4 separate regions of the Homo sapiens genome follow, and regions 2, 3 and 4 are each linked to region 1. Evidence: chromatin contacts called from ENCODE Hi-C or POLR2A ChIA-PET data. All regions are on one chromosome and are shown on one strand. The core of a region is the stretch at or near the end of the contact, and the rest is flanking DNA. Distances in the headings are between cores, read along the strand shown. Region 1 holds the start of CDK16 (cyclin dependent kinase 16). Region 2 holds the start of USP9X (ubiquitin specific peptidase 9 X-linked). Region 3 holds the start of DDX3X (DEAD-box helicase 3 X-linked). Region 4 holds the start of TSPYL2 (TSPY like 2).

Evidence for each region. A loop is a pair of places that touch in the nucleus more often than their neighbours do. ChIA-PET counts read pairs that join two places held with the same protein, here RNA polymerase II (POLR2A). Pooled maps may share reads with other maps.
Region 2: a map of gastrocnemius medialis shows a loop between it and region 1 (13-fold over the local background). The contact joins the promoter of USP9X here to the promoter of CDK16 in region 1. A Hi-C loop is called at or near these places in 2 of 168 maps with a recorded cell type or tissue (gastrocnemius medialis and naive thymus-derived CD4-positive, alpha-beta T cell), 2 of 37 single-sample maps with no recorded cell type and 9 of 50 pooled maps.
Region 3: a map of mammary epithelial cell shows a loop between it and region 1 (17-fold over the local background). The contact joins the promoter of DDX3X here to the promoter of CDK16 in region 1. A Hi-C loop is called at or near these places in 3 of 168 maps with a recorded cell type or tissue (ascending aorta, gastrocnemius medialis and mammary epithelial cell), 2 of 37 single-sample maps with no recorded cell type and 12 of 50 pooled maps.
Region 4: a loop to region 1 is called in a pooled map, with 16 times the contacts of the local background. The contact joins the promoter of TSPYL2 here to the promoter of CDK16 in region 1. A Hi-C loop is called at or near these places in 1 of 37 single-sample maps with no recorded cell type and 9 of 50 pooled maps. POLR2A ChIA-PET finds 5 or more read pairs at or near these places in 1 of 52 experiments (CD4-positive, alpha-beta memory T cell).

The regions. Positions count from the first base shown.
Region 1 is chrX:47,217,123-47,220,749 of GRCh38, reverse strand. It overlaps CDK16 (cyclin dependent kinase 16), which reads right to left and starts at 2,069. Exons shown (of 16, transcript NM_006201.5): 1 at 1,645-2,069. It overlaps LOC105373194 (a long non-coding RNA gene), which reads left to right and starts at 2,100. Exons shown (of 3, transcript XR_949047.4): 1 at 2,100-2,247; 2 at 3,616-3,627. RefSeq lists silencers at 1,556-1,625, 1,636-1,745, 1,766-1,925, 2,626-2,735 and enhancers at 1,343-1,982, 2,126-2,195, 2,316-2,435.
Region 2 is chrX:41,083,467-41,087,093 of GRCh38, reverse strand. USP9X (ubiquitin specific peptidase 9 X-linked) reads right to left here and starts at 1,649. Exons shown (of 45, transcript NM_001039591.3): 1 at 985-1,649. RefSeq lists silencers at 455-914, 1,615-1,994, 2,425-2,494 and enhancers at 1,039-1,576, 2,115-2,654, 2,404-2,698.
Region 3 is chrX:41,332,195-41,335,821 of GRCh38, reverse strand. DDX3X (DEAD-box helicase 3 X-linked) reads right to left here and starts at 1,660. Exons shown (of 17, transcript NM_001356.5): 1 at 1,525-1,660. The coding sequence starts at 1,569. RefSeq lists an enhancer at 2,030-2,259 and a silencer at 2,350-2,839.
Region 4 is chrX:53,080,327-53,083,953 of GRCh38, reverse strand. It overlaps TSPYL2 (TSPY like 2), which reads right to left and starts at 1,587. Exons shown (of 7, transcript NM_022117.4): 1 at 649-1,587. The coding sequence starts at 1,455. GPR173 (G protein-coupled receptor 173) reads right to left here. Exons shown (of 2, transcript NM_018969.6): 2 at 3,339-3,627. RefSeq lists silencers at 1,213-1,262, 1,293-1,342, 1,613-1,722.

The DNA.
Region 1 (3,627 bases), core at 820-3,319:
CACTCAGGCCCCTTCACAGCTACGACCATCCTTAACACACATTCCAGTCCTTCCACTGTCCTGTCCCCTCTGTCAGCACAAACTGAGTCTTCACTCAGGCCTGATTTCTATTAGCACACGCCGGGCCTCACACAGTCCTGCCTCCCCATTAGTGCACCCTGAACCCTTACTCAGCCCTATTCCGCAGGGACACACAAACACACTGTTCTACCATGGCCTGACCCTCATTAGTGCACACAGGTCTCATTCAGCCCTGACTCCCATTAGCACACACTTCAGCCCTCCCTAGCTGTAATCCACTTTAGCACACCGAGATCATCACACATTCCTGTCCTCTATTGCTCTCTGCTCAGAGATATCTCCACAGATATAATCCTTGTTGGTTCACACTTAGATCCCTTCATGAAAGCCCTGATCCCCCTTATTACACACTAGATCCCCTCCGCAGCCCTACCCCCGAGTAGCACCCCCTGGAACCTCAACATACTCTGGTCCTCCGCGGACACAAGGGCACAATCTTCACAAGGTTCTGATGCTTATTAGCATATTCCAGACTTCACACAGCTGACTCTCGAAATGGCACACATTGAAGTGCCTCTATGTCTCTAAACCCACATTAGCAACCACCAGTACTTCTATTACCCTGCTCCTTCCTAGTGTGCCCTCGAGACTCACATTCCCTGTGTCCATGGACACACTCACACCTCACATCACCTTTACCCTTCGTCCACTAAGCCTCTGACAGTGCTAAGACACTTCCCCACCACTCCTTCCTGGGCCCAGACAGACACGCAATTCTCATCTCCTTTAGGCCAGGCTCAGGTATTCCACAGTCCTTCCTCCGTTAGATACCCTCAGGTCCTTCCTCCACTCTGCCCTCATTAGCATATACTGGGTCCCAAACTACCTAGACCTTCGAGGCCACAGGCATACACCCTCTACAGCCATGACCCCCACTGGCGCACACACCACACTCGAGTCCTTCAGCTACCTGCCCTCCACAAGCACACACTGCATTCTCACACACTGCAGGCCCCACGGACAGACACGCAGTATTAACACCATCCAGGGCCTCATCGCCACGCACCAGGCCTCAGAGCCCTGACCCCACCAACACACGTTCTGGTACCTGTGCCACCCTGTCCCCCATGAACACACACCGGGCCTCTCTGCGGACATAATCCCTATGAGCATGTCTTAGAACTTCCTCGACACCCTACCCCCCGTTATACACCCTCGGGTCCCTCACCCGCTCCGCACCCCGCCCTCCTTCCACAAGCACACACGGGGCCTTGAACCTTACACGACTTATTGGCGTGAGGCTTACTGCCACATGCTCCGACCCCCATCAGCAACCCCCCCAAGTCTTTCACCCCATTGTCACCCATTTCCACACCCTTTGGTCCTTTGACTCCCCCAGGTCCCCATTAGCACCCACAGCACTACCCAACCCCAGCTCCCAGGACAGGCCCAGGGCGGGGCCAAGGTCAGGGAGGCCCCAAATGACCCCCCGCCCCGGTGCATTCTGGGAAATTCGCCGGGGGTGGGGGCACCTGCCAGCCCCGCAGCCCAGACCCCTGGGCACCGCCCGAGGTGGGTTCTGAAGGAGGAGGGGCAGCCTCCACGCCTCGGGGACGCGCTCACCGGCGGGGGCGCGCGAGCAACCTCAGAGCCGCGGGGCCGGCGCGGCGGCGCCTGGGGCGGCGGCCCGGGATGAGGCCGCGCGACCTCCTTCTCCTCCTGTTCGCCGCAGGCGCCCGTCCCAGTAGTCTTCAGCCATGGTTGCTGGGCCCGGGCCGCCGCCGGCTGAGGAGGAGGAGGCGGCGGCGGCGGCGGTGGCTGAGGCGGAGGCGGCGTCCCGCTCAGCCGGCCATGAGCTTGGCCGCTGCGGGCGATGCCCCCGGACTCGTTGGCGCCGGCTTGAATCCGAGTGCTCACGGCGGCTCGCGGCACAGAGCGGTCTGATCGCGGAGTGGCGGCGGATCCCAGGGCCGAACAGCCAACGGCCCAACCGCCGCGCGCGCCGCGCTCCGCGCATGCGCACGCAGGCGCTCGGAAGGGTGAAGTGGAAAGGAGGGGACTCACCTCGGACTGCATGTACCAAAGGACCCGTCCGCAGCGGGAGGGGACGCGGCCATCGCGAGCCCAGAGGAGGATGCGGCGCCAAGCCGGAGACGGCACCAGGGAGAACTGTGGAGGCTGTTTAGTACTCAGTTCCGATCTTGGCAGAAGTTTGCTAGCGCCTAGGTGAGCAGTGGCCAGTAACCTGGCGCGTCAATCACCACTCGTTCCCCCTACTCGGTCTCACTTGGTACATCCCCATGGTGGCAAACGGGACTTTTGCAAGGAGGAAAAAAGACAAATGAAGCACTCAGTTCTAGTCCCTTGAGGTGCTTGGGGAGGAAGGCATTTTAAAGGTTCGCGAGAAGATGACTTTTCGAGGAGAGGCAGCCTGAAGAGTTATTGGCCTTTACCACCTTAGCTAGGACGGCCTATCCCCGCCCAACTGCCCCCTCCACCGCTACCTCATTCCCGTAGTGAACGTGTGCAGCCCCGCCCTTTGAGGTTGTCGCCCAGCCAATCTGATTTGCTCTCTGTGGCGAGGCCGAGCAAGAATAAAGGGCGTGGCTGACTGAAGAGGCGTGATTTCGCTCTCTACCCGACTCCGCACGCCTCCGCCCAGGTTTCATAGGTTTTCACCGTCGGCGGGGGTGGGGTCTCCTTTTTGTTCTGAGCTCCTCCTTCGCTATAGGCCGAATATTCCGCAAGGTGATTGGTCATAATTGCGCTCAATCGAGTCTCGTCCCGCCTTTAGCCCGCCCTCCATCTCATACAGCGGGCCTCCCGGGGTGGAACCCAGGCTGAGAAAGAAGGAAAGAGGCGGATCCTTAGAGGCGCAGGAGCCGCTACTGCGCATGCTTGGAACTTCGAGCGGGGCGGAGCCTCTTTTCTGCCTCACACGAGTATTTGCATAGGCGCCGTGCGTTGGATTTTCCTGCCACCTCTCTTGCCCGGCACAGCCCCTCCCGTGCCTCCCCTCACTCTGAGGGTTTTTTGTTTTGTTTTGATGTCAGTCAACACAAGTAGAACACTCCGCGGTTTTATTTCCATTTTATTTATTGGGCGCATGTTGTGTGCCAAGTACTACCAGGCCGACCTAATCCTTCACTTCCTTCTGCCTGGAAAACCACACTATCCCCAAGTCCAGCTCAAAGGGCTGCAACCTCCAGCAGGCCTTCTGGCACATCCTTACACTACCCTGTTCCAAGGCAGCCTCCCCGCCTCTTCCGGGCTTCCCTTTATGGCAGCCTTGATCACAGCAGTTAGGATTTTCAGTAAGGTTTACATTAGTGAGATTTCCCGGGCCATGATGGGAGTGGAAATATTTGACAAAGATAAAAGTCCTCGCCTTGGCATAGAACAGGCTCATCACTTCTCTGACCTCATCTCTTCCTCTTCTTCCCCTGACTCACTGCCACCATACTAGCGCTCTTTCTAGCTGTTTGAGTGAAACGGGCACAATCCAGCCTCAGGGGTTTTGCATTTGCTGTGGTTCCCTTTGCCTGGAATGCTGCTGGCCCACATCCACGTGCCTCATTCTCTCACTTCTTCCAGGTGCTTGCTTCA
Region 2 (3,627 bases), core at 400-2,899, 6.1 Mb after region 1:
CAATTAACGTTGTAACTATGGAACTTCCAAAAAATAACATGCTTAATTTAAGCAGGTTCTACTAGAAATTTTGCAAATTCTCGTGTAAGTTCTAGTCGCTACAGAAATCCACACAAATAATTTAAGAAGCCATCTACACACCTGCTGTATAACTCTTTAACTTATTTCACAATGAATGAAAAATCAGCCATTTATCCAACCCTAAGCCTCACGTCACAAGAATCTGAAGACCTGATCACTACCAAACTCGCACATGCTAATATTTGCAGAAACAGTTAAAAATAGAAAGGTAATAGGTCCAAGCTAGCTTGGAAGCGATTTCTGCATTCAAAAACCCCTTTCACGGCTTTGGCCCTCTGCAAATAAAGCGGGGCGAAGGAGGTGTAGGAGGCCGATAACCCAGCTCCCACTCCAGGAGCCCAGGGCCGGGGAGAAACTGCGGGTTATCGCGGGAGGGTGGGGGGAGGCGGACAAGTCGTCAGGCCTGATAGCCAGGCGTAGCCGAGGCCTAGCTCCCCAGCTCCAAATCACTCCACCTCAGTAATGGCGTTTGGTGTCAAGTGGAACCAGACCGGGTAGGAAAGCGGCCGCCGGGCGGGGGGCGGCCAGCCCCCAAACCGACCCGGCCCCCGGGTGCGGACGGCGGGGGGGCTGCCCGCCACGCCCGGAGACTCCATCCTCCTACTCGGCCCCAGACAGGACGGGAAGGGGGAGGAGGGGGAGGGACGGAGCCGTCAGCCATTTTCCCTTACAGTCCAAAACACACAGACACGCTCTCGGGACACCGGCTCCACACACAACACGGGCCCGCGCGCCCGCCCAGCCCGGGCCGGAGGAGGGGGAACGGGGAAGCCCCAGCCTGGCCGGCAGCCGCCGAGGGAAGAGGCTCGCACACACGCACACCCCCCTCGCCCTCCTCCCCTCACCCACATCCAGCTGTTGGCCCCGGGAAAGAGCGTCGCCCCAGTGCAGCTGGCCACTCACCGCACGACACAGACGTCTTCTCACAACCAGGGCACACGGAGGCGGGAGGCACCAGGCGACGGTGGGGCTCGGTCCCGGGACGAGACCTACCCTGGGTGCATCCCAGGCCCGGGGGTGACCGGCAACAAAGTGTATCGAAAGGCTGCGGCGGCCGGGCTCGGGGCTGCGGGCGTCTCAACCAAAAGGCTGCACACCGGCGCCGGAACTCGCTCCTCGCCGCGCCCGCCTCCTCCTCCTCCTTGGCCGGCGACGGCCCTCTTCCCCTTCTCCCCTCAGGCTGGGGCTCTCGCTGAGCTCAGACGGGCTCCGGGCGGTGCGTTTCTCCTGCGTCACCTCCTCCTGCTCCTCCTCCTGCAGCGACGGCTTCACCTTCCCCTAGTCGCCGCCTCTGTCCCCGCTCCAGGCCTGGTGGCTTTGAAGTAGCTCGCTCCTCGCTCCCGGCGCCGACCCAAGCACCGGGCGCTAAGGCGGCCGCCTCCCGTGAGAGAGAGGCGGCGGCGGCGGGCTCCCGCGAGGCCCGGGAGCTGTGTAAGGCGGGGAGGGGCTAGGCGCGACAGAGGCCCTGACGGGGCCGGGTGCGGAGAGGTTGCGGCTCCGGCGGCGGCGGAGACTAGCGTCCGCAGCCGCGGATGCCCGTCCTCGTCAATATGGCGGATCCGGCAAACCAAAAAAAAAAAAACCGCTCGGCCAGTGGCGGCGGCGGTAGCGGCGACGGCGGCAGCAGCGGTGGCGGCGGCGGCGGCGGCGCAGACTCCCACTAGCCCCAGAGCCGCCCAAGACCCGAAGTTCTCCGCCCCCGTCAGGGCCCGCCCCTTTCAGGCCCCTCCTTTCGGCCCTCCCCCTGCTCCTGCCCAGCCCCCTCCCGCTCAGCTGCCCCCTCTTCTCTCCCTCCACCCCGGGCCGTCAAGGCTGGGAGAGCAGCGCGAGCCGCTGAGGGGGCCGGGCTTCGGCGCGAGCCGCCGGGAACCCGGAGAGCTAGGGTGGGGGAGGGGAAGACAATGCGGTAAAGATTGTTCGCGCAGTACTGTTTCTTCCGGCTGGCCCCTTCAGGGTCGTGCTACGGCCAGAAATCCTGTTCCATGCCCCTCGGCTCAGGAGCGGGACGAGGGCAGAGGTGGCTCTAGGACCGAAGTTGGGGAAGGGAGGCCCGAAAAGATCTGGCACACCACTCGGGAGGGGCTGGGCGGCAGGGACTGGCGGGGTGTGTGGCCACGACAGGGTTAATCGCGTGAGCCGCAGCCGCGTCGCTCATAGTTTGACTCGGGCCGCTTGTTTTTGTTCCATTGTGAACCGTAGCCCCGCCGACAAGAACCCGGATGATGACGTCACCGGCCTCCCCCTTTTCCGGGACCGTGGGGGGAGGGGCGCGGAAAGATGAGATCTCGAGACCACGCGCTGGGCGGTCGCCGCCGCGGTGCCTGGAGGTCCCGGCGGTGCAGCTGACCCGCGTCACGTGACGCACGAGCTGGCCGGGCCACTGGCTGCGGGGGCGCGAGGTCCCGAGGGCCTGGCCACCTGCTTGGCGCCGATAGGGGGAAGGTGTGGCTATCTCCCGCAGCGGAAGGAGGGGGCGTGGGGAGTGAGGTCCTTTTCCCCACCCCGCGAGGGAGGTGCTCTGAGAAACTCTTTCACACGATCATGCATCATCACTACCTCAAAGCGTTTAGGCGTCCTCAAAGCGTTTAGGCGTCCTCACAGCCTAGCTGACGGGACTGACCACCTTTTTGGCCATAGGAGCCCTTCAAACAGACCAGCAAAGAAAAAAATTATAAAGTGCCCCAGACGGCTTAGCGAATAGGCCGTACTTGATGTGGCAAGATTAGCCTCCATTGCCAGATCATCAGCACAATTCGGTGTTAGGACCCGGAAGAAACTTATGAACCCATCCGCTGTGTCATGGACTATTTTCTACATGTTTATATTCCAAAGTGCGGGCATAGGAAAAACTTAGGCTAATCTCAAATTAATGGGGTGCTTGGAACAAATCTGTACAGTCTACCTAGGATGCCCAAATGAAGAGGAAATTAACAGTTCCTAATTTACAGATTTCCTTTTGACTTAAAAAATACCTGTGGACATCAAATGGCATGCAAAATCATAGTAAAACCCTACAAACCGAGATCTATTTTATAGAGAAGAGGGTTGAATTTAGTTATGCTATGATTATATCAGTTTGTAATAAAAGACTGTTAAAAATGGAACCAAACTAATGTAGGTGACAGTGAAAGCAAGTTATTGGTATCTTAAATTTTTAAACCATTTCTCTATTTAGCACAAGATTGTTTACAAATTTTTCACCACAAATTATCTAATAGGGTATCCAAGATGTATCATTCATAGCCCTAATAACTCTTAGCATATGTTACCTTGTTTTTATAATTATTTCCATGAATCATTTGCTTCCCCACTAGCTCATGGGCTTCTAAAAAGCAGACACGACCACCCGCGTACACTATAGGCTGTTATTTTCTATTTTAGATAAGGAAACAGAAAGGGTAAATGATTTGCCCGAAGTCAGGATTGGAAAGTGTTGAACACTGGTCTTTTAACCCTATCAAAAGTGCACCTTTAACAAGGATGTCCCCTCTCACCAATTCTGTTCAATATTGTACTTGCAGTTCTAGCCTGAAAAAGAAATGAAAG
Region 3 (3,627 bases), core at 411-2,910, 5.9 Mb after region 1:
GGTAGGTTGTTAAAGTGTCTGTTCAATTCAACATGTGTCAGCAATTAGAGGATTTAATATAATTGGTTCATTAACGGGTAGAAAATGCTTCCAAAGGAACAGATCAATTCCTAAAAAATATTACATATGACTACATTAAACTATGTATTCAATTAATTTGTGCCACTAAACTTCGTCTCAGGATTATTCCGGAGTTTGTGAAATCAACGCTCCCCTAATCACAGTAGACAGTAGTTTATTTAAAAGCTCCGCATAACCCACACAAGAGCTTATCTGAAGCCTGGTGCCACTGTTGCGGTGGGATGCAGACTTCCTGCCACCAAAGTCCATAACCTTCTCCTCTCAAATCACACATCTTTCTCTCCTCTGCCCCTAAACCCTTAGAAGAGGGGATTCTGGCTAAGAGAAAAAACCCGGGGGCCTGGGACCCATTGCAAGATTCTACTCCACAGATAGCAACAAGTCAACAACAAAACTGTTTACTTCCCCCCTAAGCCGGGTGTTTTTCCAATGGCGGATTCCTGGATCACAGTCACTAACACGAAGACACTACCACAACCCGCGATGACCCCTCCACCCCAGAAAAACAACGCGGGACTCCCGGCTAACATACCACACAGGGACAATCTGGGGCAAGCAAGGAGGAGAAAGGGCCTCGCTGGCTCCCTAACCTCCCCGCCACGTCCAACCTCTATCTCCAGGGCCCAGCGCGCAGCGGCCAATTCCTGCCTCCCCTCCCCGCCCCCACCCCTCCCCCACTCCTCCCCAATCTTCTGCGTCACAAAACTTTCCACTCCGGAAACGCAGCCTCCCCGGCTGCGGCGCAGGGCCCCCGGACCCTGCGGAACCTGGGCTGAAGCGAAAAAGCCAGCGGAAGGAACCCGGGAAAAAACAAGAAACCCATTCCATCCTCCTTTCCAGGCCTTCGCCCGCCCGAGACCCGCCGTCTCCCGGAGGTGAGCCACAGCGCCGCCCAGCACCACACAAAAGAGGCCGCCGCCATTACCCCGAGCGAAGGCCGCCCCCTCCCACATTCCTGGGCCGCGTTCTACCCCTTGCTCGCAGGCACGCAAACACCGGGTGCCGCCAGGTCCTCCGGACGGGAATCCAGGCTGCGCCAGCCGTGAAGGCCGAAGCCCTCCAAGCCAAAAGGGCCTCCAGTCGCGTCCCGCCGCGCTGCGCACTCCCGCAAACCCCCCCAGGTCACTAATCAGTCGGGATTCGCGCATGCGCGTCCCCGCGAGAGCGCGCGCACTTCCTCCCCCTCCGCCCGCCTGCGCACGCACACACAAAAGCCGCCATTGTGCTCGTCCCGGGGACAATACAGCGGGCCGAGACCGGGCCCGGGCGACAGCCCCAACCAACATTCCTATCCCTCTATAGCCCCGGGGCACTCACACCCGCCAGCCCGGGGCACCCAGAAAATGAAAAGTAAGGGTGCCGGTTAGCGCTGCGCCATTAGCCAGGTTAGGTCAGGGGAGGAATTCACGCAGCAGCCAGCCCGGTGGGGTTCTTGCGGCTCACCTGCTGGTCCAGCCCGAGCGCATTTTCCACTGCCACATGACTCATCCCTGAAGAGTACCGAGAACTCGGAGTCTTCCGCTGCTAAGCGAGTGTTTGTTCCACCGCGAAGGCCCTCTCACGGGAGAACTGCGGCTCTGGAGCGCACCGCGCGGCCACGGATCTAATATACCCGCTGGAAAGCCGGCTACGTCAGCACGTACAACGTGTGCCCTCCCTCTCACACCGCAATTCCCTGTCGCGGCGACTTCTGCCCGGCTACTGCGCGCTCCCTCAGGTCTAAGCTCAAGGGATTTCCTACTTAGTCCTGTCGCCCCTAGCAGTCCTGCCTTGGAGCTTAGGGTGCGAAATGCTGTCCCAGTTCTCTCGAGCTACACTTCCCGTGCTCTCCGCTAAAACCCTAGTCTCAGCCTCGGAGTTCTCGAGATCTCGCGAGAACTTGCGTCTCCCGCTTTCCACCGGCTAAGACGCCTGAAAATGTTAACCTAGGCCTCTTCGCCCCCCTTTCCAACCTTACGCATTCGCTCCCCTTTCCAACTCTATGCACTCAGCTTTCGTTTTTCGTTTTTTTTGTTTTTGTTTTTTTTTTCCTAACACTGGCCTTCACTCTTCTTCCTCTCTCAGTTCCCGGGCTTGGAGATGTGGTGGGATTTCTCCGGTCTAATCTGCCCTCGCTCTTCCGCGGGTAGCCTCCCCTTAGTGGGAGCTAGGCAGATTCCCGAAACTGAGAGGGCGGCAGGCCACGTGACCGTAGGTGTCGCGTGCGGTGGCCATTTTGTGAAGCAGGAAACGGTGGCTTGAATATAGAGTGCTCCGGACGGGGGAGGGGAGGGGAAGAGGAGGAGAGAACAGAGGGAAGGGGAGGAGAGGGAGGGAAAAGAGGGGAGCGGAGTAAGGGGAAAGGAGGAGGGAGGAGGGTAGGATGGTGACCGGGGCGGGAGTCGGGGGGAAATGGAGGGGAGCCGGCGGCGCGCGCAGGTGGCCGGACACCTTCCTGCGCGGTTGCCTAGGCAGCGGGGGCGCCGCCTAGAAACACACAATGGCCCCTCCTGGCCAACCCCCCGACGTGTGCGCGCGCGCCTCCGCCCCCGCCCCCCGCGGTGAGGGAACAATGAGACAGACACGCGCTGATCCGGAACCGCCGCTGGCGCGCCCTCCCGGGACCCCGGCTCTCCGCAGGAATGCGGGCTACATTTGCCCCTAGTTTCCTCCCGCGGGGCGCCCAGCGGCTTAGGGCCGGTGACCACCGGCGTTGCGGGGACCCCGCGGGTGGCGAACGGCTCTTCTAGGGCCCAAGGGTGTCGGGAATGTTTGTAGCCGGTGCAACCTGGGCCTGCCGGAGGGGCTGCAGCGGGGTTACCGGCCTGGGCTCGGGGTGACTCTCAGGCCGCTGCGGTGGATGAGGAACAGGAGGAACCGGGTTTCTACCGTCGGTGGAACCTCTTCCTGTGGTTCCCTCCTAGGCAGGCCACCCCAAGTCCCGGCTTCGGTGCCGCAGGCCCTTAAATAGAAGAAGGTGTTTACTAGTGGATTCCCGGCTTTGAGCCGGCGCCCGCACATCCGTAGTTTCTTATGACCGCTTTCCCCTCTCTTCTGACCCTCAGCCCTACGAAATTAAATAAAACGCAGTGGTTTCCACCACCCCCACAAAAGGTCTTCTGCTGCCAGAATTCAAATAGTTCGTGCTCATCACATAATTTACTATACACATAACTTCTCTCCCTTCTCAATTTTTAAAATCGAGACGGAAATTCGAACGAGATAGGGAGAGAATATCACACTGTCGGGGGCAAGTTGTTTAACGGCTTTGGGTCTCAATTTGCTCATCTATAAAAGGAGTCTGCTACATTCCATAACCCTGTGAAAGACCCAACTCCTTTTCATAACGAGTATTTTCTAACGCCCCCTTTACCTATACTGAAATAACAAAACCTAAATTGTTTATGTAAACCTACAAACACAATTTCAAAAAACATGATCTGTCAACAAACGAAAGCAAAATGATTATAATAAAACAATGTATTATAATATGTAAATGCCGCCGCACAGCTACACTAACTGGTGGGAAGACACTTGCCCAGTAGAGCCACAAATGCAAACTGGAAA
Region 4 (3,627 bases), core at 338-2,837, 5.9 Mb before region 1:
ATGTTACATGTATGTGTATGTGTCTACTCTCCCCTTTCCTTCATTTAACTCCTTTTTCTCTATACCTAGACACTCCCTCTCTTGATCTTTCAGGGGCTCCAGCCCCCCTCCCTCCAATGCAAGGCACTCCAGCCAGGATTGGGGTCTCCTAGTATCTTAAGCAAAAATCTAGGTTTACAGAGCCTTGTATGGCTCAAGCACCCTTTCTGGGCAGTTTCTCTGCTGTGTGCCATTCCCCTCCCTCTTCAAGGTCTCTGAGTCAGTTCATCTTCTACGTGCCCCTCCCCTCCTCCTTTCACCATCTCTGGTCCAATTTTTTTGCTGTGTGCCCCTTTACTACCCTCCCCCTTTTTATCATCTGTGATCCTTTTTTTAATGCTATGTTCCTCCTCTTCCCCCTTTCCCATCTGTGGTCCAGTTTTTATGTCCGCCCCCCCTCCACCACCCTTCATCATCTCCAGTCCAGCTTCTCTGCTGTTTTGCCCTCCTCCTTCCATCCCTCTTCCACCCAGTCTAGTCCGTCTTCCGATAGGGGGATCATGCCCACCTCTGGCTCTCCTCCACCCGCTTTACCTTTTCTGTCCCTCCCCCACCTTCCCCTTTCCTGTCACGGGCTTCTGACCTACGGAGTATCGATTAGAAGGATACTGCTTTGACCCAGAAGCCTGGGATATGCTGGATGATGAGGTCTCTGCGCTCCAGGAAGGGTCTTCGCATCTGGATGAACTTGCGCTTGAGACGCAGGAAGGCTTTGCCTGCCTTGATGTTCACTGCCTCCAGATCCAGCTGAATATCCTCCAGTGCCTGCAGGATGCTCTCCATCCTCTCGGCATTTCTCTCTCTGCTTTCCCTCTTCACCTTCCTCTGCTTCCTCCTCCGCCGCCGCCGCCGCCTCCTGCTGCTCCTCATACTCTCCCGCTCATCCTCATCCTCATCCTCCACTATGATGATCGCCTCTTCCTTGCTCTTCGGGTCAACTAACCTCTGGGGCGCCCACCCCACTGCGCTACAGGTTTCTAGGGCCCCCTCTCCACCAAAACTGCTCGACTGTACAACCTGAAAATCGATTTCCAGGCTCCCCCCCGAGGCCTCAGGAGTGGGGAGTGCTTCCAGGCTCTCCGTGGGCGGGGGCGCCTCCCCATACCCCGACTCGATGGTAGAATCCCAGCCGGGACACTCAGCACCGAGCGTGAAGTATGCGCGGATCCCCCCCTCCTCGAGAATGACATAGGGAGGCGGCGGGGGCAGCGCGGGGCCCAGTCCCACCCCCCTCATATCGGCCAGCACCTGTGCCGCCTCCGTTTCCTCCTGGAGCCTCGGGCGCTGCTGGGGTGGAGGCAGCGGCAGTCGGAGGAGCGGCGGCGGCGGCGGCGGCGGGGGCGGGTCGCGCTGTGGAGACTCGGAGCTGCTCAGGCGGCGGGTCTTGGCCGGAGGCCCCTCATCTGGGCGGTCCATGGCGACCGCGTTCGTACAGCTCAGGGGACTCGCACTCGCCCCTTCGCTTTTAGCCGCGTCGCTGCCGCTAGTCGCACCGGTAAGCAGAGCTGAGGAGACTCACGCAACCAGCTCTCCTCACCACCTCGCTCTGGCGTTCCCTCCCACAGCGCCCGCTCTACTCCCTCCGCGCCAATCGCCGAAGCCCCGCCCACTCCTGACGCAGGGGTCCGCTCGGCCTGGCCATTGGCTGCCGGCCGCCGCGGCGGCGATCGCGCTCCCGCGACCCCTGCCCGCTCTCACGCAATCCGCTTGCCAACACCACACATCATCAGTTTCCGATTGGCTCCCCTCGGGCCCGCCAATCAACGGGCTGACTCCCTCAGCGACGGGAGGGAAACTGCAGGGCGATTGGCTGCGAGGAAAGCTGGGGAAGAAGCCCCTCTCCCTCACCCTCTCAGCGTTTTATCCAATGGGAAAAGTACCAGTGGTTCTGAAGACCAAAAAACGAGACGAAAAACAAACGCAGGCGCTGAGCAGGATGTGCTCACATGAAATTGGAAGAGCCTCGTTATCGTTCCCCCCGCCCCCCTCCCCTCAGCAACTACGCACTTTTAAAATCTGCCCCTTCCCCCATTTCCTTCAGCTCCTTCCCCCACCCCCGCTTCTGCCCCTTCCCCCATCCCGGGTCCTGCCCCTTCCCCCATCCCAGCTCCTGCCCCTTCTCCCACCCCCGCTTCTGCCCCTTCTCCCATCCCCCACTGCTGCCCCTTTTTCCATCCCCGCTTCTGCCCCTTCCTCCACTCCCCGTTTCTGTCCCTTCCCCCACCCCCCGTTTCTGCCCCTTCCCCCATCCCCCGCTTCGGCCCCTTCCCCCACCCCACCCCCGCTTCTGCCCCTTCACCCCCCGCTTCTGCCCCTTCCTCCCCCGCTTCTGCCCCTTCCCTCACCCCCCCTTCTGCCCCTTCCCGCATTCCCTGCTTCTGACCCCCATCCCCCAACTGTCTCTTCCCTCACCCCCACTTCTGCCCCTTCCCCTATCCCCCAACTTCTGCCCCTTCCTTCACCCCCCAACCCCACTTCTGCCCCTTCCCTCACCCTCCCGCCCTCCGCTTCTGCCCTTCCCCTATCCCCCAACTTCTGCCCCTTCCCTCACACAACCCCTGCCCCCCGCCCCCCCGCTTCTGCCTCTTTTCCTACCTTCCACTTCTGCCCCTTCCCCCACCCCCCACGTTTGCCCCCTGGGTGAACTCTGCTGTAGCTCCTCGGGGGCTCGGGCTGCCCTACCGCCTGCGCCTGCAATTTAGGCACCCAGGGTGTTTGGTTTGGGGGCCAGGTTTTGACGTGGCGTTTTCCATCTCCGCAAAATGGCTCTACAAATAATAATCACACACACAAAAAAGTAACTTCCTCTGCGTCATAAAAATGATTGTGATTCAGCTCATCTGCTAGAATTTTCTAGCACTTTCTGTCTCTTCATTTCTCCCCCTTTCCATCCTTTCCTCTCCCTTTCCCCAGTGTATGCTGTATTTTAAGATTTTTCTTTTTAAACCAGAGATGGATGGTCTTTTGTGAGGCATGGTGGTGGAGGGCTGGCTTTGGTGCTGGGATTCACATCATGGGTGTGCCCCTCATTTTGTAACCTTAACCAAATCACTGCCCCTCTCTGAGCTTCAGTTTTCTCTCCCCTAAATTAGGCATCCCTCAAGAGAGGTGTAGGTAACTGCCCATTGCAGCCTTGTCGCGGAGCAGAGAGGAGACCTAGGGATCCATCATCAGGGGAGTGGATAAGAAAAATGTGATATATGTTTTAGATGGACCACTAGAATGAATTAGATCTATATACGGCAACATGGCTGGATCTCTCAAAGACAGAATGTTGAGTGAAAAAAGAAACAACAAGATTTATAGTACAATACTGTTTATGTAAATTAAAACACACAGCAATACCATACATTTTTCACAGATACACATATATGTAAATAAACACATGAACGGTGGATTGGAAGGACGTACGTTAAATACACGAGAGTGGGTGCCTGTGTAGGGGGCGGGGAGGATGGGATCAGGAATGGGTGATGAAGGGGACAAAACTGAAGAAAAAAAAATAAAAGGGCCTCACATGGACCAATGATGATATAGTGTGCCAAGAACTGAGGAGTATGGTCAACTCAATTCTGTGCACCTGAGAGA